2 separate regions of the Homo sapiens genome follow, and region 2 is linked to region 1. A link is a loop called in an ENCODE intact Hi-C map of the cell type or tissue named here. Cell type or tissue: PC-3. All regions are shown on one strand. Each heading gives the region's core, and the rest is flanking DNA. Links, peaks and the distances in the headings are about the cores only.

Region 1 (15,542 bases), core at 1-4,000:
AAGAAAGTTACAAAACAATTTGTGAAATTCATTATTTTTATTTTTCAGAACATATGTATGTTTATAAAAACCTAGCAGGGTGTGCCAGAATGTCAACAATGTTTAGCTGTGGATAGCAAGATAACAGATTATTTGTTTTATTTTTATTTCTACTAGCCTGTATTTTCTGTTTCTTTCTCTCTTTTTTTTTTTGTATAATGATCACTTGTATTGTTTTAGAAGGCAAAAAAAAAAACCTTCTAAAAGAGAATTCTGGAAGATCAAAGTAAATATTCATGCCTTGTAGTTGTTGTTTTTAATTAAAGATTTTTCACATCCCTCCCTGAGTTTCATATCCAATGATGTGAAAAAAAACAATTAGCAAATTTATAAAATTATTTTATTTAGATATTTTTATTAAAAATGTATTTTTAATCTATTATTAATTGTAAAGGAAAGAGGTTTTTGTCTTTATCGTGGCTGTTGAAAGTGAATTTTCTTTGTGCTTAACAGATTAAATCTGAACTTTAACAGGTATGGTATTTCATGTGCCATAAGTCCAAAAACTTTTTAATGTCTCACAATTCTGGTCAAAGTATACTTATTCAAAATGCCTTTGGGTACCTGCAATATGCTATTTAATTAAAGCGAATTAAATTTGTCTTACCAAGTATTACATGACAAAAGTGAACTTAAACGTAGGGACTTATCATTCTTTCTTATTAAAAAAAATTTCAATTTCATAGTTCCTGGGAAAAATACTTTTTAAAAGTAGTTGTTTTACTTTTATAAGCAGTTTTTCCCCCAGAACACATAATCCCATCTCTAAATAATAAAGATGGACATAAAATGTAATTCTTGCCAGAAACTCAGTTGCCTACAGAGTTAATTTGTATGTATATTGTGGTGTAAGAAGCCATTCTTCTAAGAACACTGTTGAAGAATAGCCACAGTACAACTGCTGTTCTCAGCAGTAGAAAGTCACAGAAGCAAGAGATTTGTTTAGAGACCATTAGCAACTTACCAAACCTTTTATTTTTTTCTACCTGCCACTTCTTGTCCCATTCTACCTTGTAGTTAATATGACAAATATTTAAATACTTTGAAATATACATATACACATATCAGTTTCTCTACTGTTAAAGGAAAATAACCTAGTATTAAAAAGATAATTAGCTTTATAACTTCGTTAATATCAGTGGTTAGTTCTAAAGTGTATAAGCCAATCATTAGAAATAATTTTATCAATTAAACTGCTTTTTTGAAAAAGCTGTTTAAGAAGCAATTTAGGCCGGGCGCGATGACTTACGCCTGTAATCTCAGCACTTTAGGAAGCCAAGGCGGGTGGATCACAAGGTCAGGAATTCGAGACCAGCCTGGCCAACATGGCGAAACCCCGTCTCTACTAAAAATACAAAAATTACCTGGGCGTGGTGGCGGGCGCCTGTAATCCCAGCTACCCGGGAGGCTGAGGCAGGAGAATCGCTTGAAACCAGGAGGCAGAGATTGCAGTGAACCCAGATCGCGCCACTGCACTCCAGCCTGGGAGACAGAGCAAAACTCCGTCTCAAAAAAAAAAAAAAAAAAAAAAAAAACCAACAACAAAAAACAATTTAAAGAAAGTAAAATTAAATGACCACAAGATGGCAGCATTGGAACAAATTGGAAAACTAGTCACTTAAGAATTACTGTCTATTCCATATACTACCACTGCATAATCAGTTAACCATCTCCATTATTTATAACCAATTTTCTCTCTTTGCTTTAAATACCCTCTGTAAGCCGATGCCTCCCAAATTTGGAATTGTGCTTTAACCTCTCCTCTGAACTAAGAGTTACATATCTAGCTGCCTGCTTAACATTATCCATTTTGATATCTGATAGGCATCTCACATTTAACAATTGAAAAGTTAGATTCTCCATCCCCACAAGCATGCATTTCTTTCAGTATTCTTGTACCATTAAATGACACCCATCAGTCCATAGCAAAGCCTTCTGGCTCTACCTTCAGAAGATACAGAGTCTTGCTGTTTCTCACCACCTCGGCCATCACCACCCTGATGTAAACTGCCATCATTCCCTGCCTGGATGGTTGGAACAGCCTCCTGGCTGATCTTCTTACTTCCAAGTATTCACTCCCATAGTCTGTTTTCTACCCAACAGCCAGAGTGGCCATTTTAAAAAGATCAAGTCATTTCTGTATTCAGAATCCTCCAAATGCTTCCCGTATAATTTGGAATAAAATCTAAAGTCTATTCCCTGCCTACATGTCTGATCCTCAGTTATTTCTTTGACTCATCTCCTACTGGTTGTTCCCTTCACCCTCCGTGCTTCTTCCACACTGGCCTCATAGCTGTCCCTGGAATCCAGGCACATCTTCACCTCGGGGCCTTTGCAGACACTGTTACCTCTGCTTTGAGTACCCTTCCCCAGTTACCTAGACAGCTTCCTCCCTCACTTCCTCTAGTTTCTGTTGGAATGTGTGACCTTATCAAACCACAGGTGGTCCTTCCTGAGCACCCTGTGTAAAACTCAGTCCCCATCTGCTCACTCTCTACTTATCCTGCTTTATTTCTCCTCATAGCATTTATCCCACCTGATGTCTTATGTGTTTTACTGTTCATTTTTTTTATTGTCTCCCCCTACCCCATTAAAACATCAACTCAATAAGAACTTGGGCTTTGCCTGTTTTACTTACTGCTGTATTCCCCAGCACCTAGAATAGTGTCTGGCATACAGCAGGCACTCAGTAATTATTTGTTGAGTGAATGAAAAGAAGAAAGGAGGAAAGGGAGAAAGCAAGAGAGTCCTAAGAGTCACTAAAAAGAAGGATTTTAAGGAACTACAATAAGAGAATGTTTCTGGAACAGTGGGCGTGAAGAACCTCCAGACTAGAGTGCCTGGTCTTCAAATTATATGGTTTGAATCTTCATTTGCAGTGTTGCAAAAACATTGGAAATTAAAATTAATTCCCTCTAGGAGGAAAAGTCTTTTTTTTTTTTTTTTTTTTTTTTTTTTGAGACAGTGTCTCGCTCAGTCACCCAGGCTGGAGTGCAGCGGTGTGATCTCTGCTCACTGCAAGCTCCGCCTCCCGGGTTCACGCCATTCTCCTTCCTCAGCCTCCCAAGTAGCTGGGACTACAGGTGCCCACCACCACGTCCCGCTAAGTTTTTGTATTTTTAGTAGAGACGAGGTTTCACCGTGTTAGCCAGGATGGTCTCGATCTCCTGAACTTGTGATCCGCCCACCTCGGCCTCCCAAAGTGCTGGGATTACAGGCATGAGCCACCGCGCTTGGCCAGGAAAAGTCTTTTTGTACTCATGATCACAAACTTACCAATCAGTACCTTTGTTATAGTTCTCTTAGGACTTACAAATGAAAATGATCTGAAACTTTATCAACATCAATTTTATTATGAACTTAGGAATTCTGATGTAATTTTAACTAACAATAGAGGAATTATGTTGCAGATTTATTTACATATGTTATGGATATATGAAGTGAAGAAGTCACTCATTGAATCCTGATATTTTGTTTTTTATTGTTGCTGTTGTTGTTTTGTTTGTGACTTTACTCTTTCTTACTGCTTGCTTTTCTCATTGATATTTCAGGAAGTTTTGTTTACTGACTTTGTTCTGTACCCCCTCATGGAGGTAAATAAATCATATTACTATTCTCCTAATAGGAAAACAGTATCATCCTAAATGGATCTGTGATGGTCAGCACCACCCGCCTACCCAGTTCCTCCAGTGGAGACCAGTTGGGTAGTGGTGACTGGGTACGCTACAAGCTCTGCATGTGTGCTGATGGGACGCTCTTCAAGGTGCAAGTAACCAGCCAGAACATGGGCTGCCAAATCTCAGACAACCCCTGTGGAAACACTCATTAAAAGAACCCCAGAGGTCACCAACATGTTTATATCTTGACTTGACTTTTTTATGCATGCAAATCATTGTTTTTACAGAGTTTGTGATAACTCATAATTATTTTAATGGCAGAGCACTGCTGTATCTGTTTTATGGTCTACATAGTTAAAATCTTCTCAGAGAGCCTAAATTCTAATACATTTTATTAATTTATACTAATCTTCATATTTACTGTTCTCTAAAATAATTATGAGAAGCAAATAAAATCAAAAGTCATGTTTAAAGACGTGTTTTTAAAATTCCACTATCCCTTTTCTAAAGGTTAAAGGTCTGAAGCAGCTGTTTAGATTCACTGTAAGTAAACTTTGGTAACTCTAATGGGGATAGACCCACTTAAGATATTTAAAAAGGTATGGCATCAGCGTTTCATGCTCTGCCTTTTAGCTTCTAAAAGGAAAGATGCAGATTTCTAGTGCATTAAGCCTGAGCCATATTCTCACATGCAAGTGAAGTCATTAAAGAACTTTACATATGTGAGATAGAAACAATGGTTCCTTAGTTTTGCACTGGGAAGAAAATATTTTGTAAAAGAATGTTTATTTGAAATAATGATAACTATCAATTGTTCACAATGTGGTGGAAATTAAAACACCATCTCAGCTTTAACTTTTAAATAATAATGATAACTATCTTTATTGAGCATCTTCTACATCCTAGGCATTGTCCTAGGCATTGCATGTTTATATCCCCAATTCTCACCACAACCCTGCAAGTAGGTGGTATTATCCAAGTTTTACCCATTAAGAAACTGAAGATCAGAGAAGTTAAGAAACTTGCTCAACATCATATAGTAAGTAGCAGAGTTGGGATTGGAATTCAGGCATGACTCAAACCTGGATGTACTTGATTCCAAATGCCATGTTGTTTTCACTCTCTGCACTGACTTTTTAATTATTTAAAACTCTAGAAAGATGAACAAAGGTTAATTTAAACTTACCTAAGAAGATGAGAATCAAACAAAACAGATATGCTTACTCTAGTTAAAAAGAAAATAAATCTCATGTCAGACCCAGAAAGGACCAATCACTGTCCGATTGTAAGCTATGTTGGGCCAATTCCAAAATATTATACGATGGAGAGGTCAAATTTACCTACTTCTGAGTTACCTCAGTTTCCCAACAATGGACCTTGGCACACTGGAGTAACAATACATAACAGAGTTGCCAAGATATTTATACCCTCAGCACTCGGGGCAACACAGTGGAAAGTGGGGAGGCCATAGACCCAAACAAGTTCTTTGGGCCAGGCATGGCCTAGTAAGTACACCATGCCTCGAAAATAAGTCCAGAAGCACTGGACTAAAGAGTGCTAATGCAGGAAATAATACACATAATTTTTAGGTAAGGATAATAATTTATCTCTGCTCCTAATATTACTATCCCATTGTAATTATTTATAACCCTCAAGCCAGTTGATTTTTAATATATTTGATTGGAAAAGAACTCTCTGGTATTATTAAGACTCACACAGAATCAGGGACAGGGCCCCCAAAGGAGTTTGCTGTAAAATAGGCAGTAGAGTTGTGGCATGGGCCCAACCCTGCATTCAAGTGTAACAGCATTCTGTCAGGGTCACTTTGAATTGTGCACATAAGAAAACCAATACAAAAAACAATTTGTATTCAATATTGTCACATTTCTCTCTGGTAGAAAAATCAAATACCTTAGAGATTATGAAGTCATTAATTTATACTGAAATTGGATTGACTTACTACCTAACACTGAGCGCTGTTTTTAAATGAAAAGAATGAGATTTATAACCACTTGAGTGTTATTGCAGTGATATTTGAACTCATTTGAATATATTCAGTATCATTTAATGTCTGAATTCAGAAAAAAATGCCGAAATTTTTATTCAGATGGTCCATAAATTAAATTGCATATTCATTACTTATCTGCTCTATTTAGATTTATTTTAAAAGTTTATTTAAGTAAATATTTTTATAAAAACCAGAAAACACTGTATTACAAAATATTATTTATTAAATGTAGTTCAGGAAATAATCTATTTTTACTCTTTTTTGGGAAATACTTGTGTTTTTGATACATCTCCATGAAGTTCTTTTGAGAGGAGAGGCTATTTTGATGTTTTTATACAACTGAAGGTTAACAGCCATAGCATTTTATGATACTTTACAGGTAGTCCTGGCTTTTTCCCTGAAACATAAGCTTGGAAAATCTATTAGAAAGCAGAACAGGGCAAACTCTCCATTTTACTTATGGCTTTTCTAATTTTTAATTAATTAATTTATTTTTTTGAGACAGAGTCTTGTTCTGTCGCCAGGCTGGAGTGCAGTGGCACAATCTCGGCTCTCGGCTCACTGCAACCTCTGCCTCCCAGGTTCAAGCGATTCTCCTGCCTCAGCCTCCCGAGTACCTGGGACTACAGGCATGTGCCACAGTTCCCGGCTAATTTTTGTATTTTTAGTAGAGACGGGGTTTCACCATGTTGGCCAGGATGGTCTCAATCTCTTGACCTCGTGATCTGCCTGCCTTGGCCTCCCAAAGTGCTGGGATTACAGGTGTGAGCCACCACGCCTGGCCGGCTTATTTTTATCCACAGTAAATCTTCAGCAACTCATTGTCTCCACCAGATAGTATTTTTCTGTAAATGAAATGCTGACTTCGCCTCTTCCTGCTGTATGCTCATCCCTGCACTGAGCACAGATATGACAAGCAGTAGCCATGGGGGAGGTGGGTGACAAAGATAGGACCCCGGGAGGGGGCGCAGGTACATGCTAGTTTCAATTACCACAGTATTCTAGAGACGGGTTGCAATGACAAGGGGGGCAAATGAAATCAATGCAAGATTTCTTAATAATGGGCAGACAGAAAAATGTAAAACCACACAAAACGGACTGCTGATAATATTTTAAAATATACTTATTTGTCTTCTTTTTGCATTGTGAAAAAAACAAAATAAATTTTGTGTGATAATTTTGATGATGAAAGGTGGAAGTTCTACCTAGATTTGAATGAGTGTTTTTTTAAGGGAATGAGAATGTCATGGTGCTAAACCTGACAAATAAGAGATCATTGAAATGCTGAAAATTTTAACAGTCTTCTTAAAAGTATTGAGGGGGCAAAAATTACCAATTATGGTATACAAAAATAAGCCTATAAATGTGTTTCACATTGCTAACTTGAGTTTCAGTTGATTCAGTTTGTAATAACTAGTAATGAGCTTCTGTTTACAATAAAAATTCTGTAAATTGTTTGCTGTTAATTTTTTAAGGGTTATATATTAACTGTTTTCTACTTAGTCATGCGAACGTGATGAATTTAAATATGGCTTGAGAATGGGACGCTGTCAGTATTTATGTAATCTCTCTGGACTCCTAGAACTCAAAGTTAGAAAGTTGTACATTCCAAGTTTTGAATGCCCTCCTCTCTGTGCATTGCAGAAGGCCTCTCTCCAGTGGTGCTTCCCTGGTGTCCTAGGGGAAAGTGCACACTGTCACCATGGCAGGAGGCCAAAGCCGGAGATGAAAGGGTGAGGGCTGGCCACTGGGCAGCCTTGATGGCAGGTTGGGTGGAGCCTCAAAGGTTCAGGTCTTAAATCCCTACCTGGCTTGATCCAGATATCCACCCATTTGATAACCACTTAGGATACGAAGGTATGTCTTAGAGGCATTATTACTTTCCAGGTCTTGTCCTTACCCGAAATAGCCTCTGTTGCTTTTTTCCTTCAGTTTTGCCACCCTTTCTTTTATGTATAAATGAACTCTTCATTTCCTTTCTATAATACTTTGTTTTTTTGTGCTGCCTTCTTCCTATCTTTCACTTGCTGACTCACAAATGTACACACCCAGTATTTCTAACTGCTTCCTCCTACTTCAGCTTGACTATTTCCATTTTGAAATTTACATTTTGCCTAATTGTTTCCAGTTTTCTAAGCAACTTTTTCTGGAGTTCTGAGTGGTTCCTTACCTAATACATATAAATTTATAAATAGTATGATTTTTTTAACAAATTAATACCTTTCACTTTAAGATATAAGATTCCTTGTCTAGCTGTTTTGAACTCAAACCTAACATGTATAAATCTCTTCAGCTTAAAAAGAACCAGGGCAATTTTAATTCATGTCCCCTTAAGAAAAAGTATTTTTCAACCATGTCTTTCTCTTCAGCACTACAAAGTAATGTACCTGTGAATGGTGACTATATTTTTTTGTTGCTGATTTTGTTACATTAGCTTGGTGCACCATTGTATATATAATGATCTCAGCTTTGAACGTAGAAAAAATATCTTTGTTCCTGGGCAAATCAATTCAATTTCTAGTATTGCATAAGAAGCACACTGTAAAAATAAATCACTCCTCCATGCTGTAGGCTACCTTTGCTGTTCATGGCCATGTGTACCTGAATTTAAATGCCCTTGAAAATATGGGAGGATTGACCTTGTATGAAACAAAAGTTTTAAAGTTACATTGTAAATTTCATTCACTTCACTCCATGCATTCATTTACACACAAACAACATAACCCAGTGACAGACTGCAGACTATTAAAAATGTAAAACATTGGATAGATAGATAGATAGATAATGTTCCTTTTTTTTTTGGGAGTTCAGAACAGATACAAAGCAAAACAATAGCAACGCTGAATGTTACTAATGTGTATCAATTCCTTCAGTGTTTACTGAAAGATTTCTGTAAGAATAAAGACAAATTTGGAGGCTAAAGCAGGAAAAATGACCAGGCCATAAGATGTGAGATGAATCTGGAAGGATACACAAGACTGTGGCTGGCCGGGTGTGGTGGCTCACGCCTGTAATCCCAGCACTTTGGGAGGCCAAGGTGGGCGGGTCACCTGAGGTCAGGAGTTCGAGACCAGCCTGACCAACATGGAGAAACCTCATCTCTACTAAAAATACAAATTAGTGAGTTGTAGTGGCACATGCCTGTAATCCCAGCTACTCGGGAGGCTGAGGCAGGAGAATTGCTTGAACCCGGGAGGCGGAGGTTGTGGTGAGCTGACATGGCGCTCTTGCACTCCAGCCTGGGTAACAAGAGCGAAACTCCATCTTAAGACTGTGGCTAAGAGGAAAAGGCATTGAACTTGGAACTGGGAATGAACTGAAAGTGAATTTCAGTATGCGATATGCATAGATCATTCTTTGCAGAAGCCACATCTTGTAGTGGCTCCACATGAACTTATCAAGCTAGGTCATTAAGTTTACCTAGATAACACAGGCTTTGAATACCAACCTGAGGGATTTGGACTATAGGCAATAAGGAGCCCTTTGAGGATTTCAAATGAAGGAATAATATAGGAAATACGTTATTGTAGGAAAATAATCCTTTGGAGTCACCTAGGATGGATCACAAAGAAGGAAAGTCAAGAGGCAGAGGCAAGAAAGTCAGTTAAGCCATTTTAGTATTTCAGACTGCAGTGATGAAAACTAAACTGAGTGCCATTAGAACAGAAAGGAAGGGACAATTTCTTGGAAACTCATATACTCAATAATGTGATTATTTGTACACACAGTGGCTTTTAAGTGGAATTTAGTTTAAAACAAATCACAAAAATTACCCATTTTTAAACTTATTTTTGTGATACATTCAGCCATTGTAATTTGTACACACTTCTTTTTAAAAACTTTGAATTTTTTCTCAAAAATGTTTGGTACAAAAGATACTCAATGTTTCTGTATCGTATTACATCTTCATGGCTTGGAGCCAGAACATGTATTTGATAACACATTATGTTGTATGTATCTAAATGATTTCATAATGATTTGAAAAGTCACACAAGCCACACAGCAAAACTTGTATTTCTTCTAGTCATGAAAAGTAAGAGCCTCTTTTGTGAGTTAAACTTTTTACTCATAGAGTTATGGAGGGTCACGGTTTAGTGTAACTGGTTGTCATTTATGTAATAAACTACATGGTTGATTACTATGTTGTAGATAAGCATAATAGACTTTGCTCTGTATTAATGGCCTGCAAAGAAACAGGGAAGTCTTTAATCTTGGTAAGGTTTCATTCATCCCAAAGCACACTGTGGAGTGAAAACTACTGGAAAAGCAGATGCAGAGGTGAGGCCTAACTGAATATGTATTTTCTGAAAAATCAGGGGAGTCCTTTCTTTAAAATGTGACATAAATGTAATTTTATACTATGGCTATTTCATTTTGGTAGCTACATTTTCATGCCCCAGTAAGAAATCAAACATTCGCTTAAATTGGCAACCAAGACAAGATAACTTTCCGAAATCTTAAATTGAAAATTAAATTTGCTGCTTATTGCTGTTAGTTTTTATATATTATTGTGAATAAGTCAATTCATTTTCCTTTTTCCAGGCATTATGAAAAACCTCTATTTCAGAGTCATTACCATAGTTATAGGTCTTTATTTTACTGGAATAATGACAAATGCATCAAGAAAAAGCAATATTTTATTCAATTCTGAATGCCAATGGAATGAATATATTCTGACAAATTGTTCTTTTACCGGAAAGTGTGATATACCTGTGGACATATCACAGACAGCAGCCACTGTGGATGTAAGTTTCAATTTCTTTAGAGTTCTCTTACAGTCTCACACGAAAAAAGAAGAGTGGAAAATAAAACATCTGGACCTCAGTAACAATCTCATATCAAAAATAACCTTAAGCCCTTTTGCATATTTACATGCTTTGGAAGTGTTAAACCTCAGCAACAATGCCATCCACTCCCTCTCATTGGATCTACTCAGTCCTAAGTCCTCATGGGTGAAACGCCACAGAAGCAGCTTCAGAAACAGGTTTCCATTGCTGAAGGTGCTCATTCTTCAAAGAAATAAACTCAGTGACACTCCCAAGGGTGAGTACAATTTTAACTAGGCAGAGAAACAATGCTTACGTGGAGTTGTTTCATGTTCATAAGAATTCCACATTTGTTTTCAGGTTCAAGGGACAGCTGAAAGTAAAGCAATTTGATCAGAGCACATATAATAATGTTTCTTAGTGGCATTGGAAGTTATAGTGTGTGGAATTTACAGCTAATGAAATTTAGTCTCCCATTAGTATATCTGACATTAATGTTATGTGCGGTTATCGAGACACTAGGAAGTATTTAAGTGCTAAATAATAATGAGTGATTGTAAGTTACCTACTTTAATTATCATGTATTAGTTAATATAGAAAAGCACTGAGCAATAACTAGTTCAAATACATTTAATATGTAATACAATTCAAATTAAATGTTGCCATATTATAATATTTTTCTTCTTTGAGTACATTTTGCCTCAGTCTATCTAGTTGTCCTCCAAACTTACAGCAGAAGTATCCTAATATTATATATTGGTATGTAAACCTTCTGATTATCAAGTCAAAATCAGAATTCCTTATCCTAGTTTCTAACAGGGTACTCCAGATAGCCTCCAATTATCATAAATTCTCATCTGACATTCAATAGTCTATATGTTGGAGTTCCTTAACGGATACACCAATGTTTTCTTTGGAAAATATATCAAGTTCATAAAGCAAAACTTCCTTTGCCCTTTTTATATTCCAGAGTGCTAGACAATTAATTTCCTTTCCTTGTTTGTTTTCAGGCTTGTTCACTCTTTGCTAAGCACCTCCTTTATATAAGACATTATTCAAAAAAATGTATAAGGTTATTGTTCTCTTTCTCCATTCCAAATTGTGCATATTTAGTTTTTCTTATTATCCAGTTCTGACATTTCATGTTTTTATCTTCATGCTCTTTCTCCAGCTTTGCTTTAAGCATCATTTTGGCAATAATAGCCTAGCAGGTATAGGAATTATTACAGTCACCATGTCAGCAGAATTGTTTGAGAAGGGTGGGCGTCTTATCTCCCTGACCTTCTCCATAAAAGTAGTATGTCATATTTTCAGTGTAAATGAATTGCATTTTATTTTATTTTTATTGTATTATTTTTATTACAAGAAGAATACCTGTTACTTATAGAACATTTAACAACTGAAGAAAAATTTAAAGGGAAAAATTAAAGTCATTCATGTTATATATGTTCTTCAAGTTTATTATTTATGCCTATTTGTACCTTTTTCTTTCAAAATTGGATCATACTGTCCATATTTCTAATTTGTATTTTCATATCATAGAATATTTTAATAACTTTATATAATTAAGCAATCTCACAAATATTTCAAATAGTTGGTTTTTATATATGCGTATATCATAATTGGTTTAATCAAGCACTAGGTTATTTCCAGGTTTTGTTTTTTGATGGACGTCATTATAGCTACATATATCCATATAATATAACAAAAATTTTTAACTGGTATGGTAGATGTGATCTCAATCCACAAACTCAAGTGTACTAGAGATATAACCTTCTGTTGTCTGTAGTAACATAATTTCCGATTCTGAGCCCCCATTAGGGGGAGTTGTAGGGATACTTAACATCAGTCTTTCATCAGCTTTCCTCTGCCTTTGCCTGGATTTGTACCCAGCTTGAGAATCGTATACTCTAACAAGGCATCAAATCGTATACTCTAACAAGGCATCGAATCGTATACTCTAACAAGGCATCGAGGGGTGAGCATTCCTTACCCCTGCTACCCAGATAATATTTCTTTTCAGCCTCTTCAGTTTGGAGAAAATTTCTTCTCCCTTTTTTTTTTCTTCAAAACCCTCTGTCTGGAAATCACTTTCTTCTAAAGGGTTAGGGTTTTGGAAAACAAAAGCCAGAAAGACTTGTAGACTCAGCTACTTTCTGCCTTGCCATATGCCTTCCCTGGGACAATGAACGTGGAGCCTACTTTCTGTGTGAATGGAGAGAAAGAGCAAGAGGAAAATATAGGGAAGTAAGAGATTAACATGTCAAAATATTACCCCACCACAAGAGTAAATAGGAAGTGCTGAGTTTCTCTCCTTAAGGCAGATGAATTCCCCTGAGCTAACTGGGGGTTAGGACTAATACAGTTCCACTTAAAGACCAAATATCCCTATAAATGCAGATACAGATCCATCTTCTTTTTTTGAGTTAAGCTTTTGCCTCCCAAAAGATCAAGAAAAATGTTCAACTTGAAGAGGAGGGGGAAAAAAGAAGGGAAGTGAGCAAATTCTGTATCTGAAATTCTATTAAAATTCTAGCAAATGAAGACATAGAGAGATGAATGAAAAGAGATAGACGGTGGAAGTTCAGTGTAAGGCATGAATCTGATTGGATATAATTCAGAGTCCTTTTATCCATAGTATTTTGTGATTTAAATTATTTTCCCATAATCATCATATTAGTTTTCACTAGGTTGAGTCTCCTCTAACAATTTTTCCTATTTTATGATTCTGTGACTATGGCTGAGTTGCTCTGACTTTGAAATCCCATTTTGAGGGGAACTGCTGGTGAGAGAGATGCTGCCTAGGGCATGCCCTATTTTTGGCCTATTTCTTTGTTCTTCAATTCTTCACTCTAAGTCTATTTATAGGTGACATCTGGATAATATAAGATTTACTCATTGGATCATTGTAAGGATAAAATGAAAAAATGTATCTCAAAGACCTAACTTAACATGGTATTTGGCATAATAAACTGTCACAATATAAATATATGAAAACTACTTCAGAATCTTGTCTGAAGATTTACCTTGCAAATACTAGTTTTTATTATTCTCTTGGCATAAATTGAGAATAACAGTATATTTAGAAACAAATAATTAATTTTTGTCTAAATCTCAAGGTTTTTTTTGTTTTTTGTTTTTTGAGACAGAGTTTCACTCTTGTTGCCCATGCTGGAGAAAAATGGCACGATCTCGGCTCCCCGCAACCTCCGCCTCCCAGGTTCAAGCGATTCTTCTGCCTCAGCCTCCCAGGTAGCTGGGTTTACAGGCATGTGCCACCAGCCCGGCTAATTTTGTATTTTTAGTAGAGACGGGGCTCCTCCATGTTGGTCAGGCTGGTCTCGAACTCCTGATCTCAGGTGATCCGCAGGCCTCACCCTCCCAAAGTGCTGGGATTAGAGGCGTGAGCCACCGTGCCCGGCCTCAAGTTATTTTTTAAAATGTTCAACAACTATTGAAGTAGTAGCCCACTATAATTCATGAGCAGATAATTATTTGTGTCTGACTATATAGGCACTTGCATTCATCTAAAATAATAATAAATTAGAGAGATCTCAGAAAGCAACAATCAAGCAACCTTTGTAACTATGTACCACATATTTTAAAATGGGGACTATTTCTAGAACCAATGAAAAGTTGCTTTCACTCAGGAAAGCCCATTTGTGTAAGGGTGAGATATCACACGAACTAACCCTGTCTTCAGAGTCAGTTGTGGTGTCACCAATAAGCTTCATGTTGGGAAAATGCCCAAAAGAGGTGCTGGCCAATGCAATTTATAAAACAGAAGCCAGCCATGAATTTAATTTTAATGATGCTTCTACCTTCCTCCCATATTTTTGGAATACAGCATTCATAATTGAAAAACTAGTTTAAAAACATGAAAACAATGGGATCAGTCTCTGGTTAATCTGTCCTACCTTCATCAAGCAGTATTTTTGGAGTGCTCACAGAGTAACTGGAAATGCAGCAGGAACAACATCTTGTTGGGATTCCAGTTAGGTTGATAGACCAAATGTAGCAGCCTCACATTAACCAACTAAGTTCTAGAACCTAAGAGGTAAATGTGTTAGAAATAAGATAAAATAATACCTAACATTTGAAACTGGGGGAATTAAAAAAAATACACAGTGTATTATAAAAAACTAAAGTATATTGTGTTCCTTTATTCATAGAAAATTAAAGATTTCATCCTGATTGCTACTGGATTATGGAATTATCAATAAGCAATGTACTCAAAACTAATTCAGGTTCTAAAGAAACAAAAAGTATATAAGACACTAAACTAAGAAGGCAAGGCCTTTGGCTAACCTACATAATTTGACCACAATAAGATCTGACCTAATGAATCGAATATCTTACCCAGGACCATTCTAGACTCTATTCCAATTCTTAATTGCTCTTTGGACTAACAGCCATAATCCCTGAATATTGTTTTATGTTATCAGGTTATCACACTTGGGAGAGCACTTAAGTTCATAGTACAGAAGGAGTATTTACTAAGTGTAATGTCTGAGTATCCTTTCTGTGGCCTTTTTTTCTGAGAGACAGGTCATTTCTTGGAAATAATAAAACTGCCTCTGGCCACTTAAATGCAAAGGCTAATAAAATTCCTGCCTAGTGTGTCCTTTGTAATCTTTAGAAAGCAGTTCAATAAATAATTCCCTTTCCACAGAGTACCTCTATATTTTCCTCCCAGCATTCAACTCTCCTCTCTTGAAGTATAAAATGTACCCCTGATGTCCAAGCCCCAGCCGTGAATGCACCATACAGCCTCTTTTCACTCATTTGACTACCCTCTGAACATTGGCTTACCAAGCAAAAATATTAAAAGAATACATTTTCCCATTGAGAAGTGCAGTCAAGTACCATGCAAGAGTTTTCTTAAATTTCCCAACTCCATCCTGAGAGACGCTATACAAACCAGGTCTGTACCAGTTCCCTTAAAAAAATAAAATCTTAATTATCTAAAATTGAAAGTAAAGGAAAAGTTTTCATTCAGGAGGTGTAAACTGAACTTCCTGGTCTTTATTCTCATCTCCAGAAGAAGTTTACCTTCCTCTTGGAAAATCTCAGCTTGATATTATGAGGGGAGTTAAATAAGAGGATTCTCTA
Region 2 (16,701 bases), core at 6,847-10,846, 110 kb before region 1:
TGAGACCAGCCTGGCCAATATGGAAAAACCCTGTCTCTACTAAAAATACAGAAAATTAGCTGAGTGTGGTGGTGCATGCCTGTAATCCCAGCTACTCAGGAGGCTGAGGCAGGAGAATCCCTTGAACCCAGCAGGTGGAGGTTGGAGTGAGCCACTCTCTAGACTGGGCAACAGAGCTAGACTCCATCTGAAAAAGAAAAAAAAAAAACTAAGGCTCAAACCCACACATTAGCCTAGACCTACACAGGGTCAGGATCATCAATATCACTATCTTCCAATTTCACATCTTGTCCTACTGGAAGGTTTTCAGGGACAGTAACAGGCATGGAGCAGTCATCTCCATGATAATGATGCCTTCTTCTGGATACCTCCTGAAGGACCTGCCTGAGGCTGTTTTACAGTAACTTTTAAATACATAAGTAAGAGTACAATCTAAAGTAATGATAAAAAGCATGGTATAGTAAATAGATAAAGCAGAAACATAGTTGCTTATTATCATTATCAAGTATTATGTATTGTAAATGATTGTATATACTAGACTTTTATATGACTTGACATCACGGTAGGTTTTGTTACACCAGAATCACTACAAACACGTGCATGATGTGTTGTGCTACAATGTCAGGATAGCTATGATATCTCTAGGCATAAGAATTTTTCAGCTCCATTATAATCTTATGGGACCACTGTTGTATATGCAGTTGACCAAAACATTGCTATGTGACTATACATAAGATACCTTGAATAGGTAAAGCCATAGAGACAGAAAGTAGATTAGTGGCTGCCAGGGGCTTGCAAACCTAGGCTATATGGGAGCCTATGCTATACCATGTAGAGGTAGAGGGATGCAGGAGACACTGCTTAATCAGTATAGGGACTTCCTTTGGGGGTGGTAAAATATTTCGATAGAGGTCATGGTTGCACAGCACTGTGAATGTACTAAATACCACTGAGTTGTACACATTTAAATGATTAACTCTATGTTATGTGAATTTTACCTCAATAAAGAAAAAATGGGGAAGGAGGAAAAGGTCCCAAGAATCTCCAAGCCCCCGATCACATGTGTACCCCATGCACACGCACACCATACACATGTGTGAACCACAGTAACCCAGCTGCCTAGGGCTTCCTTACAGTCAGTCCTCTGCCTTCCCAGAGTTGGATGCTCAGTGACTCCTTTCTGCACCAGTAGCCTGTTGATCTTGCAGATCCTAAGCAGCACTGTAACCATCATATGATCTTCCCTTCCTCCCTGCCCAAATTCAATTTCACTCTCCTGGAAGTCCGTATTAAAGAGACTGTCAGGATCAACCTTGATGGGCCATGTGGGACACAGTTTTGAGAAGATCCCAAGAGGTCTCATTGCAGCATTCACCACTCCATGAAAGAGAACAGGAATGCAAGCTGCATTTCCCCCTCCACTTCCTGCACTACGGCCATTGTTTCCCTTCAGTAGCTCAGATGGGCCATGTCTGGAGACCATATTGAACACACAAATAGCTTTTTCTAAAACATAGATGTTGTAAGCTAAGCCCTGTTGGTCTTGCACATGTCAGCCACATTGTTGTGCCTAAAATTTGTATCTCAGGATGGGATGGGCTCAGCAGTCTCTGATTGAGTCTCCCAGATGTTCCACAAAGAGGAAGAGAAAGAACTCCAACAGGACAGCTGAGCTCTGAACAGGAGATTCTCCCATGCTTGTCACTGGAAGCCCTACACACAGCAGATCAGGCCCTGAGAGCCCACTGTGAGACGTGGCAAGCCCAGGAGAGGGGGATCGAAGCTAACAGAAATCAAATGTCTATTTTGGCAATGTCCACAGCTGACATCAGTTTATTTTCCTCTCCAGTGTTAATGGAAAAAAAAAAAGTTATAACAAGACAGCTCTGTGGAACACGCAGAATACAAAATGTTCTGTTGGACTTTGATCCTTTGTACTTCCTATGATAAGCGACGTATGGCAGCAAACCTTAGCCTTAGTGCGTGACTGTAGTAAATTATCAATTTCAACAAAAGCGTATCTTCTAGGGAAGAAAATGTCAAAGGACTAAAACAAAAAAGAATTACTCCAGCAAACCCACAAAGATATGTTTGAATTTACGTATTATAATGAATTGGATGCCATTTGTAACCTTGGTGTCGCCAAATGCCATAGGTTTCTGGTCTCACCCCTTAACATGCAAATGAAATGACTGGAACACCCATTCCAGGTTTTGTGGGATGCCTCCCTGTCCTCCCCACCAGGGGTTACTGGGGAGGGGGTGGGGCTTCTCATTGTCTTGACCAACCTCTGCCTGCAGCTTTCTTTGTGATCCCTACAATGTTAGCACTGCAGATGTCACCCTCTCTCACTGGCCCACTTTATGCCATGCTGAACACTTCTCTACCCCTAACCCAGGGTTGTTGTGCAATATGTTTTGATTCAAAGTTGGAGAAATAGGGAAATTACAACACACCGCAGTGAAAGGCAACAATTGAAACTACATACGAGATGGTTACCAAAGACTGGAAAGGGGAGTGGGGGTGTGGGTGAGAAGGGGAGGTGGTTAATGAGTACAAAAAATAGTTAGAGGCCCGGCTTGGTGGCTCAGCCCTGTAATCCCAGCACTTTGGGAGGATGAGGTGGGCTGATCACTTGAGGTCAGGAGTTCGAGACCAGCCTGACCGACATGGTGAAACCCCATCTCTACTAAAAATACAAAAATTAGCTGGGTGTCATGGCGGGCACCTGTAATCCCAGCTGCTCAGGAGGCTGAGGCATGAGAATCACTTGAACCCAGGAGACAGAGGTTGCAGTGAGCTGAGATTTTGCCACTGCACTCCAGTCTGGGTGACAGAGCAAGAGCCTGTCTAAAAAAAACCGAAAACAAACAAACAAAAAACAACAAACAAATTAGAAAGAATGAATAAGATCTAGTATTTACTAGCACAACAGAGTGACTATAGTCAATAATAATTTAAGTGGACATTTTAAAATAACTAAAAGTATAATTGGATTGTTTGCAACATGAAGGATAAATGCTTGAGGTGATGCATACCCCATTACCCTGATGTGGTTATTACACACTGTATGCCTGTATCAAAATATCTCATGTATCTGTTAAATCAAGTTTAGCCTAAAGCTGCCTCCTTACATATTTTAAGTTCAGCCTAAAGGTTTCTTTTTCCACGTGAACTATAAACTAAATGGAGTTGTAAACAGACTGTAGCCTACTCTTGTGCCAATCACTGAGTTTTGGTCAAAGGTGGCCAAGTGTTCAAATCACGTTTAAATAAGGCAAATGCCAAGCTGTAACCAATCCAGCTGTTTCTGTACCTCACTTCCATTTTCTGTGAGTCATTTTCCTTTTTCTGTTCATAAATCTTCTTCCACTATGTGGCTGCGCTGGAGTCTCTGAGCCTACTCTGGCTTGGGAGGCTGCCCCATTCATGAATCATTCATTGCTCAATTAATTAAACTCTTTAAAATTTAATCTGGCTGAAATTTTTCTTTTAACATACCCCCCATAATTATATACACCTACTATGTGCCCACAAAAATCAAAATTTTTTAAAAAACAACATATTGGATATCCCTTAGTCATTTCTTCTACAGCACACACATATATACACACACAATTATTCTTTGTGTAAGTTGCATTTTGGATATTTGCATATCCAAACACCTCCATTTATTATGCTCTACTAAACAAAGGAAAACCTACTCTAAGGCTCCACCTTTTGATAACAGAAAACCTTCACAGAAATTCCCAGGATTTCTAGTATCACAGTTCTGTCCTTTTTGTTTTTTTGTTTGTTTTGTTTTGGTGGTTAAATATATATAACATGACTTTTATCATTTTAACCCCTTTTAAGTCTACAATTCAGTGATATTAAGTACATTTGCATTGCTGTGCAACCATCACCACCATCCATCTCCAGAACATTTTCATTGTCCCACATTGAAAGTCTATACTCACTAAACAGTAACTCCTCATTTCTTTCTACCCCCAGATCATAATAACCACAATTTGACTTTCTGTCTCCGTGAATGTGACCTTTTAGGTACTTCATGGAAGTGGAATTCGCACAGTATTTGTCCTTTTGTGTCTGGCTTACTTCACTTAGCAAAATGTCTTCAAAGTTCATCCATGTTGTAGCATGTATCAGAATTGCATTCCTTTTTTCCTTCTGGTTTTTTTTTTTTTTTTTTTGAGATGGCGTCTTGCTATGTTGCCCAGGCTAGTGTCAAACTCCTGGGCTCAAGCAGTCTTCTCACCTCAGCCTCTTGAGTAGCTGGGAGCACAGGCACATGCCACTGTGCCTGGCTTTCTTTCTTTTTAAGGCTGGATAATATTTCATTGAATGTGTATACAACATATTGCTTATCCACTCCTCTGTCAGTGGACATTTAGATTGTTTCTGTCTTTTGGCTATTGTGAATAATGCTTCAATGCATATTGTTGTACAACAATCTGTATAAGTCTCTGCTTCCAATTGTCTGGAGCAAAATTCCTGAATCATATGGTAATTCTGTTTAATTTTTTGATAGCTGCCATATTGTTTTCTATAGCAGCTGCACCATTTTACATTTCTACCAACAATCCACAAGGGTTCCACTTTCTCCACATCCTAACCAACTCATGTTACTTTCTTGGGTTTTGGTTGATTTTCTTGTTTGTTTTATTTAAATGGCCATTTTTTTAACTTTTATTTTAAGTCCTGGGGTACCTGTGCAGTTTTGTTACATAGGTAAACTTGAGTCATTGGGGGTTTGTTGTACAGACTATTTCACCACCCAGGTATTAAGCCTAGTAGCTGTTAGCCACATTTCTCAATCCTTTCTCAGCTCCCACTCTCCATCCTCTGGTAAGCCCCAATGTGTGTTGTTGCCCTGTAGGTGTCCATGTATTCCATCATTTAGCTCCCATTTGTAAGTGAGAACATGTGGTATTTGGCTTTTCTATTCCTATGTTAGTTTGCCAAGGTTAATGGCCTCCAGCTGCATCCATAGTCCTTCAAAGGACATGATAGCATTTGTTTAAATGGTTGTATAGTAGTCCATGGTGTATATGTACCACATTTTCTTTATTCAGTCTACCATTGATGGACATTTATGTTGATTACATGACTTTGCTATTGTGAACATATGCACGCATGTGTCTTTATAATAGAACAATTTATATTCTTTGGGTATATACCCATTAATGGGATTTGCTGGGTTGAGTGGTAGTTCTGCTTTAAGTCTTTGAGGAATTGCCACGCTGTCTTCCACAATGGTTGAACTAATTTACTCTCCCCAAAACAGTGTAAAAGCTTTTCTTTTTCTCCACAACCTCACCAGCATCTGTTATTTTTTACTTTTTAATATAGCCATTCTGACTGGTGTGAGATGATATCTCATTGTGATTTTGATCTGCATTTCTCTAACGATCAATGATGTTGAGCGTTTTTTCATATGCTTTTTGGCTGCATACATGTCTTTTTTTGAAAAGTGTCTGTTCATGTGCTTTGCCCACTTTTTAATGGGGTTGCTTGTTTTTTTCTTGTAAATTTAAGTTTCTTATGGATGCTGGATGTCAGACCCTTGTCAGATGCATAGTTTACTAACATTTTGTCCCATCCTGTAGGCTGTCTGTTCAGTCTGTTGATAGTTTCCTTTCCTGTGCAAAAGCTCTTTAGTTTAGTTAGATTCCGTTTGTCAATGTTTACTTTCATTGCAATTGCTTTTAGTGTCTTTGTCATAAAAATCTTTGCCCATTCTTATGTCCAGAATGGTATTGCCTAGATTGTCTTGCAGAGTCTTCAAGGGTTTCAGTTATATATTTAAATCTTTACTCATTTTGAGTTAAATTTTGTATATGGTGTAAGGAGGGGATCCAGTTTCAATCTGCGTATAGCTAGCCAGTTCCCTAGCACCATTTATTGAATAAGGAATCCTTTCCTCATTGCTTGTTTTAGTCAGGCTTGTTGAAGATAGTTGTAGGTGTGTGGCCTTATTTCTGGATCCTTTATTCTGTTCCATTTGTCTACATGTCACTTTTGTACCAGTATCCTGCTGTTTTGGTTACTGTAGGCTCTAGTATAGTTTGAAGTCGGCTAGCGTGATTCATCCAGCTTTGTTCATTGTGCTTAGGATTCCCTTGGCTTCTTAGACTCTTTTTTGGTTCCATATAAATTTTAAAGTAGCTTTTTCTAGTTCTGTGAAGAATCTCGATGGTAGTTTAATAGGAATGGCATTGAATCTGTAAGTTGCTTTGGGCAGTGTGGCCATTTTTACAATATTGATTCTTCCTATCCATGAGCATAGAATATTTTTCCATTTGTTTGTATCGTCTCTGATTTTTTTGAGCAGTGTTTTGTAGTTCTCCTTGAAAAGATCTTTTACTGCACTAGTTAGCTGTATTCCTAGATATTTTATTCTTTTTGTGGCAATTGAGTATGAAATTGCATATTACCACCATCTTAATGGGTGTGAAGTGGCATCTCACTATGGTTTTGACTTGCATTTCCCTAAGGATTAGTGATGTTTAACATCTTTTCATGTGCTTATTGGCCATTTGTATGTCTTGAAAAAATATCTGTACAAGTCCTTTTCTCTCTCTCTCTTTTTTTTTTTTTTTTTTTTGAGACAGAGTCTTGCTCTGTCACCCAGTGGCATGATCTCAGCTCACTGCAAGCTCCACCTCCTGGGTTCATGCCATTCTCCTGCCTCAGCCTCCTGAGTAGCTGGGACTACAGGTGCCCACCACCACGCCCAGCTAACTTTTTGTACTTTTAGCAGAGATGGGGTTTCCCCCTGTTAGCCAGGATGGTCTCAATCTCCCGACCTCGTGATCCACCTGCCTCCGCCTCCCGAAGTGCTGGGATTACAGGAATGAGCCACCGCGCCTGGCCCCTTTTCTTATTTTTGAATTGGATTGTTTTGTTGTTGTTGAATTGTAGGAGTTCTTCCTATATTCTGGCTATTAACCCCTTATCAGATATATGATTTGCAAACTTTTTTTTTCCCCACACTGTAGATTGTCTTTTCCCTCTCTTGGTAGGGTCACTTGATATACCAAAGTTTTTAATTTTGATGAAGTACAATTTATGCATGTTTCCTTTTGTTGCCTATACTTTTGTTGTCATATCCAGGAAATCATTGCCAAATCCAATCACATGAAGATTTTCTGTTTCTGTTTTCTTCTGAGAGCTGTGTCATTTTCTCTCTTATGTTTAGGTCTTTGATCTATTTTGAGTTATTTTTTGTATATGGTATAAGATAAGGTTCCAACTTCATTCTTTTGCATGTGGATATTTCATTTTCCCAGCATCGTTTTTTAAAAGATTATTCTTTCCCCATCAACTGGCCTTAGCGCCCTTGTTGAAAATCATTTGGCCATATATGTGAGGGTTTACTTCTGGGCTATTTAGCTGATACCATTGGTTTGTATGTCTGTATTCTTGCCAATTCCACATTGTTTTTATTACCGAAGCTTTGTAGTAAGTTTAGAAATCAAGAATTGTGATCCCTTCAACTTTTTTCTTGTTTTTCAAGATTGTTTTGAGATTTCATTTGAATTTTAGAATGAGTTTATTATTATTATTATTATTATTATTATTATTATTATACTTTAAGTTCTAGGGTACATGTGAACAACGTGCAGGTTTGTTACACATGTATACATGTGCCATGTTGGTGTGCTGCCCCCATTAGCTCGTCATTTACATTAGATATATCTCCTAATGCTTTCCCTCCCCCCTCCCCCCACCCCATGACAGGCCCCAGTGTGTGATGTTCCCCTTCCTGTGTCCAAGTGTTCTCATTGTTCAATTGCCACCTATGGGTGAGAACATGCGGTGTTTGTTTTTTGTCCTTGTGATAGTTTGCTGAGAATGATGGTTACCAGTTTCATCCATGTCCCTACAAAGGACGTGAACTAGGATGAGTTTTTCTATTTCTACAAAAAAATTATTGGCATTTTGATAGGGATTTCATTGAATCTATAGATCTCTGGATGCTCACATCCTGTAAGTTAGAATAGTATGAGCTTCAAGTACACAAGCTCCATCTTCAACTTGAGAAGTAGAGAGGATCTAGATATAGGACAATCAGGCTTCCATTTGCTCTAAAATTTTCTTTGCTCTTTCCCTGTATCCATTTGTTCCTATGTTCACTTCCCTCACAGTCTCAAGCCAGTGGCCAATAGCAATAGGACAACAGGCTTTCTGCTTTGTATTCAGCAAGTTGGAAAGAAAAAAAAGTCTTCTTCAACCACGGAAGAAAATTTCTTCCTTATTATCTAATTGTATCACTTTTGATGTGAACCCAACTACCAATAAAGATAAAGGTAGATATTTATTTTTTTTAAAACTTTTGTTTTAAGTTCAGGGCTAGTTTTGTTATATAGTGCAGGTTTGATGTATAGATTATATATTATGTCATGGGGGTTTGTTGTACAGATTATTTCATCACCCAGGTATTAAGTTTCATACCCATTTGTTGTTTTTCCTGATTCTCTCCCTCCTCCCAAACTTCACCCTCCAGTAGGCCCCAGTGCCTGTTGTTCTCCTCTATGTGTCCATGTGTTCTCATCATTTAGCTCCCACTTATAAGTGAGAACTCATGGTATTTGGTTTTTCTGTTCTTGTGTTAGTTTGCTAAGAATAATGGCCTCCACCTCCATCCATGTTCCTGCAAAGAACATGATCTCATTCATTTTTATGGCTGCATAGTATTCCATGGTGTATACATGTCCCATTTTCTCTATCCAGCCTACCACTAATGGACTTTTAGGTTGATTCCACGAATTTGCTATTGTGAATAGTGCCGCAATGAACACAAACACACACGTGTCTTTATGACAGAACGATTTATATTTCTTTGGGTATTTACCAAGTAATGGGATTGCTGGGTCAAATGGTAGTTCTGTTTTTAGGTCTTTGAGGAATCAGCACACTGTTTTCCACAATGGTTGAAGTAATTTACACTGCCACCAACAGTGTATAGGCATTCCTTTTTCTCCACAACCTCACTAGCATCTGTTATTTTTTGACTTTTTAATAGTAGTCATTCTGATTGGTGTCAGATGGTGTCACTGTGGTTTTGATTTACATTTCTCTAATGGTCCATGATATTGAGCTTTTTTTCATATGCTTGCTGGCTGCATGTATGTCTTCTTTTGAGAAGTGTCTGTTCGTGTGCTTTGCCCACTTTTTAATGGGGCTGTTGGTTTTTCTCTTGTAAATTTGTTAGGGTATCATATAGATGCTGGATATGAGAACTTTGTCACATGCATAGTTTGCAAACATTTTCTCGCATTCTGTAGGTTGTCTGTGTTCTGTGTTGATAGTTTCTTTTGCTGTGCAGAAGCTCTTTCATTTAATTAGATCCCATTTGTCAATTTTTGCTTTTGTTGCAATTGCTTTTCAAAAGACAGAAATTTTTTGCCTTAGTTCCTGAACCAATCATAGTTGTAAGAATTACTACAACTGGCTTAAAATAATCAGATTACATCACTGGAGGTCAAGATGGGAGTCACTTTCCAAGCAGTGCAGAGAAAAAGCAGTTGACTAATTAGAATTATGGTTCTATCAGAGGGGAAAGTGATGGGGATAAATGCTGGGTATTCCAGCAGTAGTGTCCCCTAGATTTCTACTTCCTAGATCTCTATAAGTGGGGTAGGGGTTATGAATAACAAGAGATGTATTCTCTTTGTCTAAAACAAGTTCTGAAATATTGTAGGGGTATACTACTGTGGAATTATGGTGATTTTACTTAACAATAGCAATGAATTATGTAAAAACACTAAGAAATCTTTAAACACATTAAACAAGCTCAAAAATCCTAAATTCAAGCCAGTAAGTGGAATAGTGTTTATGCCTCAAATTTAAGAAATAATATTTTGTTTAAGTCAATATGTGGGTGTACAATGGTGGTAACAATAATGAATGTGTGGTACTTCAAAATTTTCACAACTCCATTCTAATCTATTTTCCGGTGTGATTATGCTTAAAAGAGTGCCACAACTAAGGGAATCATTCTGCCCATTTGATTTTTAAAATATTTCATTTTCATTGGTTATGCAACCACTATTATATGGAGATATTTGGCCTCCTCAAGTGCATTCTGGTTTCAACAAGCTGGTTGAGATGGCCCTGAGAGGAATGGAGGGAAAATCAGAGGCTGCTCATTTTAATTCGAAAAAAGAAGAAAGATCAACTATTTCTATAGTTCTTCGTACAAGAATCAACTGAAATTAAATAATCTTATGTAAGTATTGACAACATTTTTTCCTCTTTGTGAAATAGTTGCTGCCTCTAAACTTGGGAAAAAGTCAATATATTTAATTAACTTTATTATTAAAATATGATTTCATCAATGTAAAATATTTTTAAATTACTCAGTCCAAATAGAGCCAAGCCAGTGTTTTATCACTATCAACAAAACCAGATTAAAATACATCAGAAGCATTCAGTTGGTTATGGATATGGTGACTCTGATGATAGTAATCTCAGAGTTTTCCTATGGAAAGAGTCATGGTTCAATAGACATATATAACTAGCAGTACATCATTCAGTTTGCCAGAATGAAATTCTCAGAATAGTCATTTTGTTCCTATGACTACAGTAAATCCCTTTTGAATGTTTATGATACCTGTTGAAGGATGCTCACATTAAAGAAAGTCAAAAATATAAATTCAGAAAGTCCAACAATACACAGATTTGTAATAGCCTAAGACAAGTTAGGCTTAATAGAGTTTATGGGATGTGCTCTTTAAGTTAACTTAGACCTGTGTGCACTGTGAACAAATCAATATTTCCATAAAATCTAGTAATTTTTACATCTCCAATTTATGCATCCTCCTGTAAATTGGAGATCTGTTTCTCTAATGGGTCCAAAGAGAGAGCCCACCAAGGAAAGGGCTGTCATAATATGAGGCAGAACATTTTACAGCTTATGTTTCATTTCAATGATCTCTTTGCTTCCTGTGGATGTCTGATTTATTACTGCTGTCAAGAAAACGCCACAGTTTCCAGTAAGAAGCTGAAGAAAGACTCAGCCACCCACATCCCAGTTGGCCAAGGTTCCCGCCACATGGCATCTGTAAAAATAGGAGTGATAAAGTTCTGGTTTCCAATTTTAGCTGAGGAAAAATCAAGCTTTCAATTTTTCCTATCCATCTAGTTGTTATATCCCCTTTGAACCACAAGTTTTAAAATAATAACTCCAAGAATATTATAAACTAATGAGCTAAAGACTTTATGCGAATAAATAAATTTTCAAAAAATATATTATTCCACACTAAATAATCTCCCACATCTCTACAAAGCAGATTTAGGAAAACAATCCAAATTTCAAATAACCAAAATCCTCAAGAAATCAACATCTGCGGGGAAAGACAGGTATACTGGAAAGAAAACATGTATTTTAAAATGTTCAATCTGACACATTCTAGCTAAATAAAGCCTCATAAGTTTATTCAGAAGACTTTATGTCTACTAATTACATGCATCAAGTTTGCAGAAAGCCTACAATTTTGCATTTCATCAGAAAGTTTTCAGGTTTATAAATATGTTTGGGAATGTTGAGGCTCAATCTTAGTTTTGGATTCATTTTGGGAGGCTGTAGTTGGCAGACCGATAAATACAAACCCTGGGAAGTTTTACAAGTGGCTCCTGAATGTGCCAGTAGAGGACATGTGCCAGTAGAGGACACTGTTCATTTCCTACACAGAACTCTTTCCCCCTTCTTCCTCCTACCAACTTTGGTTGAGCTCCCTCAGTAGCAGACCCTCCAGCAAGGACTTGGGTACAAGTTGTTTGGTTGAGAGGTGATACCAGGAAATACTGGTAAGCGTGTGAGGAAGTGATCCAGGAAAGAAAAGAAGCCAACACAGACTATATTAATGAGCAAATCATCTCTGTGGGCAACTGGAACTCCATACCACTGGGAACCTGTGTGAAATGGAGTAGAACATAACTTAGAGTTTTTCCACCAAGGGACAAGGAAGCTGCGGTACTGTCCTTCAGTTCTCATCTATCACCAACTGAGGGCTCCTTCCAGGAACATTAATTCCTCAGCACTTTTCAGCCTACTCCAAGCAGACCATGCAAGCTCCCATAGCCAGAGAAATTCCTCAGAAAGAGAGTCACAGATACTTGCAGTAGGAAGTTACCAGTGTGCACCAGAAACAGTGCACAACAAGACAATAAGGGCAGGTCACTAATCGCCTCTGATACACTCAACAAACTCCGGGTTTGTCCAGGTATCCACTTCTCTCAAAAACCACCATTGCCTTGGGGGAATGAGGCATCTCCAGTTCTGAAGATGGGCCAGGTTGACATATCTCATCGACATTCACAGTGATTTCGGGAATGCATATGCAATTTAGGTCTGCCCAGTAAGGTGTGGTTAGAGTTCTTCAGGACAGATGAGGGGTTTTGGGCAAAGTGTCTTGTTCCTAAAGCAGAGTGTTAACAACGCATTTTCTCTTTCTCCTGAACATTGCCCTGTCTGGAGGTGAGTGCTGGATCTGCTGCAGCCATCTTGCTACCTACCTGAGAAAGAAACCAGCATTGAAGGGAGGTGCAAAGAACCTGGATCCTGAATCAACCAAGCCTGAATCCTGTCTAACCTCTGTACACACTGTTTATGACCTAATTTATTCCCTCATGTTTATGCCAACATCTTTTGAGGTTTCTGTTACTTGCAACAAAAAAGCGATCCTTCTTTGCTAGGGCATAACATGGGTGACTTTTACTCCAGTTCACAAGAAGCTCCTCATTTCCATCTGAGACTTTGTCAGCCTGGTATTCACTATCCATATTTCTATTAGCATTTTGGTCAAAATCATTTAACCAGTCTCTTAAGAAGTTCCAAACTTTCCTTATCTTCCTGTCTTCTTCTGAGCCCTCCAAAGTCTTCTAACCTCTGCCCATTACTCAGTTCTACAGTCACTTCCACATCTTCAAGTATCTTTATAGCAACATCTCACACCTCACTCCTCAGTACCAGTTTTCTGTGTTAGTCCATTCTTGCATTGCTGTGAAGAAACACCTGAGGCTGGGCAATTTATAAAGAAAAGAGGTTTAATTGGCTTATAGTTCTGCAGGCTGAACAGGAAGCTTGGTGCCAGTATCTGCTTGGCTTCTAGTGAGGCCTCAGGGAGCTTTTACTCATAGCGGAAGGCAAAGCAGAAGCAGGCATGTCACATGATGAGAGAGGGGGCAAGAGAGAGGGGGAGGCACCACGCTCCTTCAAAAAACCAGGTCTTGTATGGGCTCATTATCAAAGTGAGGCCACCAAGCCATTCATTAGGGATCTGCCACCACGACCCAAACACCTCCCACTAGTCCCCACCTCCAACATTGGGAATCACATTTCAACATAAGATTTGGAGGTAACAAATAGCCAACCCATATCACTCATTCTTAAACAGATTTTAAAATGTATAAAGCATTTTTGCACCCATCATCTTTAACAACCTTTACAACATTGTAAAGAAAAATTTGAGCAAGTATTTTTATCATTCCCAAGTTATACATGGGGAAACTGGAGTTTCAAGATGGTAAGATGGTAAGTGACCTGTACACGGTCTTACATCTACTCCTTTCTACAACTTACTCCCAGTGTCAAATCTAGCTCCTCTGGTTACAAATACCAAGCTGTGTTCTCAGCTGTGAAGCCTGATATTTCATGAAAGCTTTTGCATTTCATCTACTGCCTATATGCTCCCCCAATTTATACACCACTCTTAGATAACAAGGATGAGATTCTATTAAGAAATAAAGCACCCAAATAGAAACATGAAGTACAAATGATTTTCTAAGTATTTCTGGTAAGCAATTATGCTTCAAAAGGCTGCTTTAATGAACATTGGAGTGTTCAACAGTCAACTTGCTTTCTGTAAATCAAATATGGAAGGAGAAATGTCATAAAATTTTCAAATAGACAAAAAAGTTCAACTTAGAGAAGGATTATTTTCCTTTATTTAGGCTCACCTTGGGCTTACATTTATGCATTGCCCTGTAGTGCTTTATTTGGTTTTATATTAATTTTAGAATTTTATAGAGTAGTATATGCTTGATATGCACAATATGGAAAACAAAGAAAACAACAAAGTTTTATGTTTTGTTTTTTTAATGCTTATAATATTATTTTAAAAGACATGAGTAAATGAAAGCACAGAACAGGTTCTTGGATAGAAAGAATTATTAGGAAGTCAATTCTCCCTAAATTAACACATAAATGTAATATAAGTCCCATAGGAACCACAATAGGATTTGCTTTTGTCAAAAACAATTATAAAGTTTATATCAGTCAGGATTAAGTTGAGTTCAGAGTAATAGAACAGTCAAAATAACAGTGGCAAAAGTAAAATCAAAGACTGTTTCTCTCTTGAGTAAGCATGGCCCAGAGGTCAGGGGTACGGCCCTAGAAGGCCCTCATGGTACCAGAAAACCCATCTCCTTCATCTTGTTCCTCTGTCCACCTTGAGGACAAAATAGCTGCTAAGCTCCAAATATGTTTACAGGAGGAAAAGGGAAGAGGTGGGAAACAGGGTACACTCCTTTCCATAAACAGCTTTTCCCAAAAATTGAGCACACCACTTCCACTTACGGTCCACTGGGGAAGTCATGATCATATGGCCACACTTAACTTCAAGAGAGGTTGGGAAAAGCAGTTTTTGTTGTTGGCATTCAGATGCCCACCTAAAAATTGAGGGTTCTATTAGTATAAAAAAAAGGTGTCCAGGCACGGTGGCCTACACCTATAATCTCAGCACTTTGGGAGGCAGAGATGGGCGGATCAATTGAGGTCAGGAGTTCGAGACCAGCCTGGCCAACATGGTGAAGCCCCATCTCCACTAAAAATACAAAAATTAGCTGGGTGTGGTGGCATGTGCCTGTAGTCCCTGCTACTAGGGAGGCCGAGGCAGGAGAGTCACTTGAACCCAGGAGACGAAGATTGCACTGCACTCCAGCCTGGTGACAGAGGGAGACTCCATCTCAAAAAAAAAAAAAAAGAAAAGAAGGTGAGCATGGATTTTGAAAGACTACTAACAAATTCTATCACATGATCGGACTTCTCTATATTAAACCATATTAAATAGCTACAATCATCAATTATACAATTATACTCATACCCACTCCAGAAAAAAATAACAGATCGATAGAATGGGAGGTGGATGAAAATGGCATAAGCAGTGAAAGAAGGAGCAAAAGACGGTACTCTTTGAGCTCACTAGGTTAAAACTTTTTTGTCCAATACTCAACTCACCAAGACCAGTGATCAGCATAGAATTTAGTGCAAGAGGTGAATGTGGCCCAGGGAAGGGGAGTGCTAAGGAGAGCCACATCTGTCCAATTTCCACAGCAAGTCAGAACCCTTGTGCAGAGACCTGTGCTGGGCTCTCTGTGCTCGATGCCACCGAAAAGTTGAAACACGCGCTGTAAACTAATCATCAGTACTCAAAGAAGGGATGCCAGAAGGGAGCCTGAGGCAAAGGCTGGAACCACCCAGACCAGTCACTGAGCACCACTGGGGCAGCACCCCACAGGAGAGTCTGCTGGTGATTCTGCTGGTGCCCCAGAGGTGCTAGAACAGAAGAACTTAAATAACCTTAGTCAATTCCCAAGAGACCTTTCCATCAACTAAACGCTCAGAACAGAGCATTTTGTGTAGCTCATTCTGAATAAACGTTCATTGATACATGCTCAATGAACAGCAAGTCCCTGGTGTGGATGGATCTTGAATTTATATTTCATCATAATACTAGATGCAGGATGGTACTTAAAGAAATGAATGTGTTGGTTGCTGTTTAGATCCAGAGTATAATGTGTTTGCTCATCCCTTTGTCATAAGTTCTCTCAAAGCACAAATGAGTGTCCCTTCTTTCTCCCTTACTAAGGATAATTGAGTTTGGCAGTGTCTAACAGCAAGGAAGAGTTTTCTTTTCTTTTGATGATTCCAAAAGAAATAGATAGCTAATGCCCTTGAAGTCTCCAGCACTGCCATGAAAACTTCTATTGATGCCAAGGCAGCTGCTGAATTGACTTTGGCCTTGACTTGGGCCCAGAATCCAGGAGAGGGGCCAGATCTTCTGGTCTGCAGTCAACCCCACCAGGCCTAGAAGAAGTAACCTAAGGGCCTCATTGCCTTTCTACCCCCTGCCACTGCTCTACCTCTCCAAACCTCAGCCAAGGCAAAGAAAAAGAAAAATTCACAGAAGGGTCTCCCCAAGAGTGAGAGCCACACACAGTCTAGTCCATGTAAATTGGCGTAGTGTCCCTTTGCAGCCTCACTCCCTGCCAGGAGGGCAGGGGTGGGGACCCCAGGACACAGGAGAGCAGCCTGAGACTCCAGTAGAAAAGGTGCAGGAAGAGAGGGGAGCATAAACCCCAGGCAGGTCCTAGCTGGGAGATAAATTGGGTCAAACTAAGAGTGTTGCTCACTCACAAGTCAAAGGAAAACCCTCAGTGGGGAAGTTTCAGTAGCAACCTGGGTGCTGGCCAGAGGAAAAACAGCAAGGATTACAAACTTCCATTAAAAGAAAGCTGCAGACATAAGCAGATCCATTTTCCCCAATAAGAAGATGTGGCTAGCAGTGCTGCCTTTGTTCATTCAGGATTATCTCAGTCGTTCTAGTACATTCTACAGGGCAGTGATGTCTCATCACACATATGCCTCACAGCACCAGGTATAATAACTTGTATTTGTTGTGTGAATTGAATCAA

The links. Peaks named below come from ENCODE experiments on the same cell type or tissue, not always from the same donor. Only the 100,000 strongest peaks of a DNase experiment are listed, where the experiment ranks them.
Region 2: a loop joins it to region 1, with 7 times the contacts of the local background. A loop is called at or near these places in 2 of 110 quality-filtered maps.

What each region holds. Positions count from the first base shown.
Region 1 is chr4:52,012,283-52,027,824 of GRCh38, reverse strand. It overlaps SGCB (sarcoglycan beta), which reads left to right. Exons shown (of 6, transcript NM_000232.5): 6 at 3,665-7,119. The coding sequence ends at 3,868. LRRC66 (leucine rich repeat containing 66) reads left to right here and starts at 7,462. Exons shown (of 5, transcript NM_001024611.3): 1 at 7,462-7,521; 2 at 10,207-10,707. The coding sequence starts at 10,212. In PC-3, for the core only: a CTCF peak has its summit at 1,642 (motif pointing right); a DNase peak (open chromatin) is centred at 1,634.
Region 2 is chr4:52,129,704-52,146,404 of GRCh38, reverse strand. No RefSeq gene overlaps it. Among named protein-coding and RNA genes, the nearest start is that of SPATA18, 87 kb to the right of the region's middle. In PC-3, for the core only: CTCF peaks have their summits at 8,867 and 9,066; no DNase peak of the experiment used is centred there; H3K27me3 peaks cover 383 bases.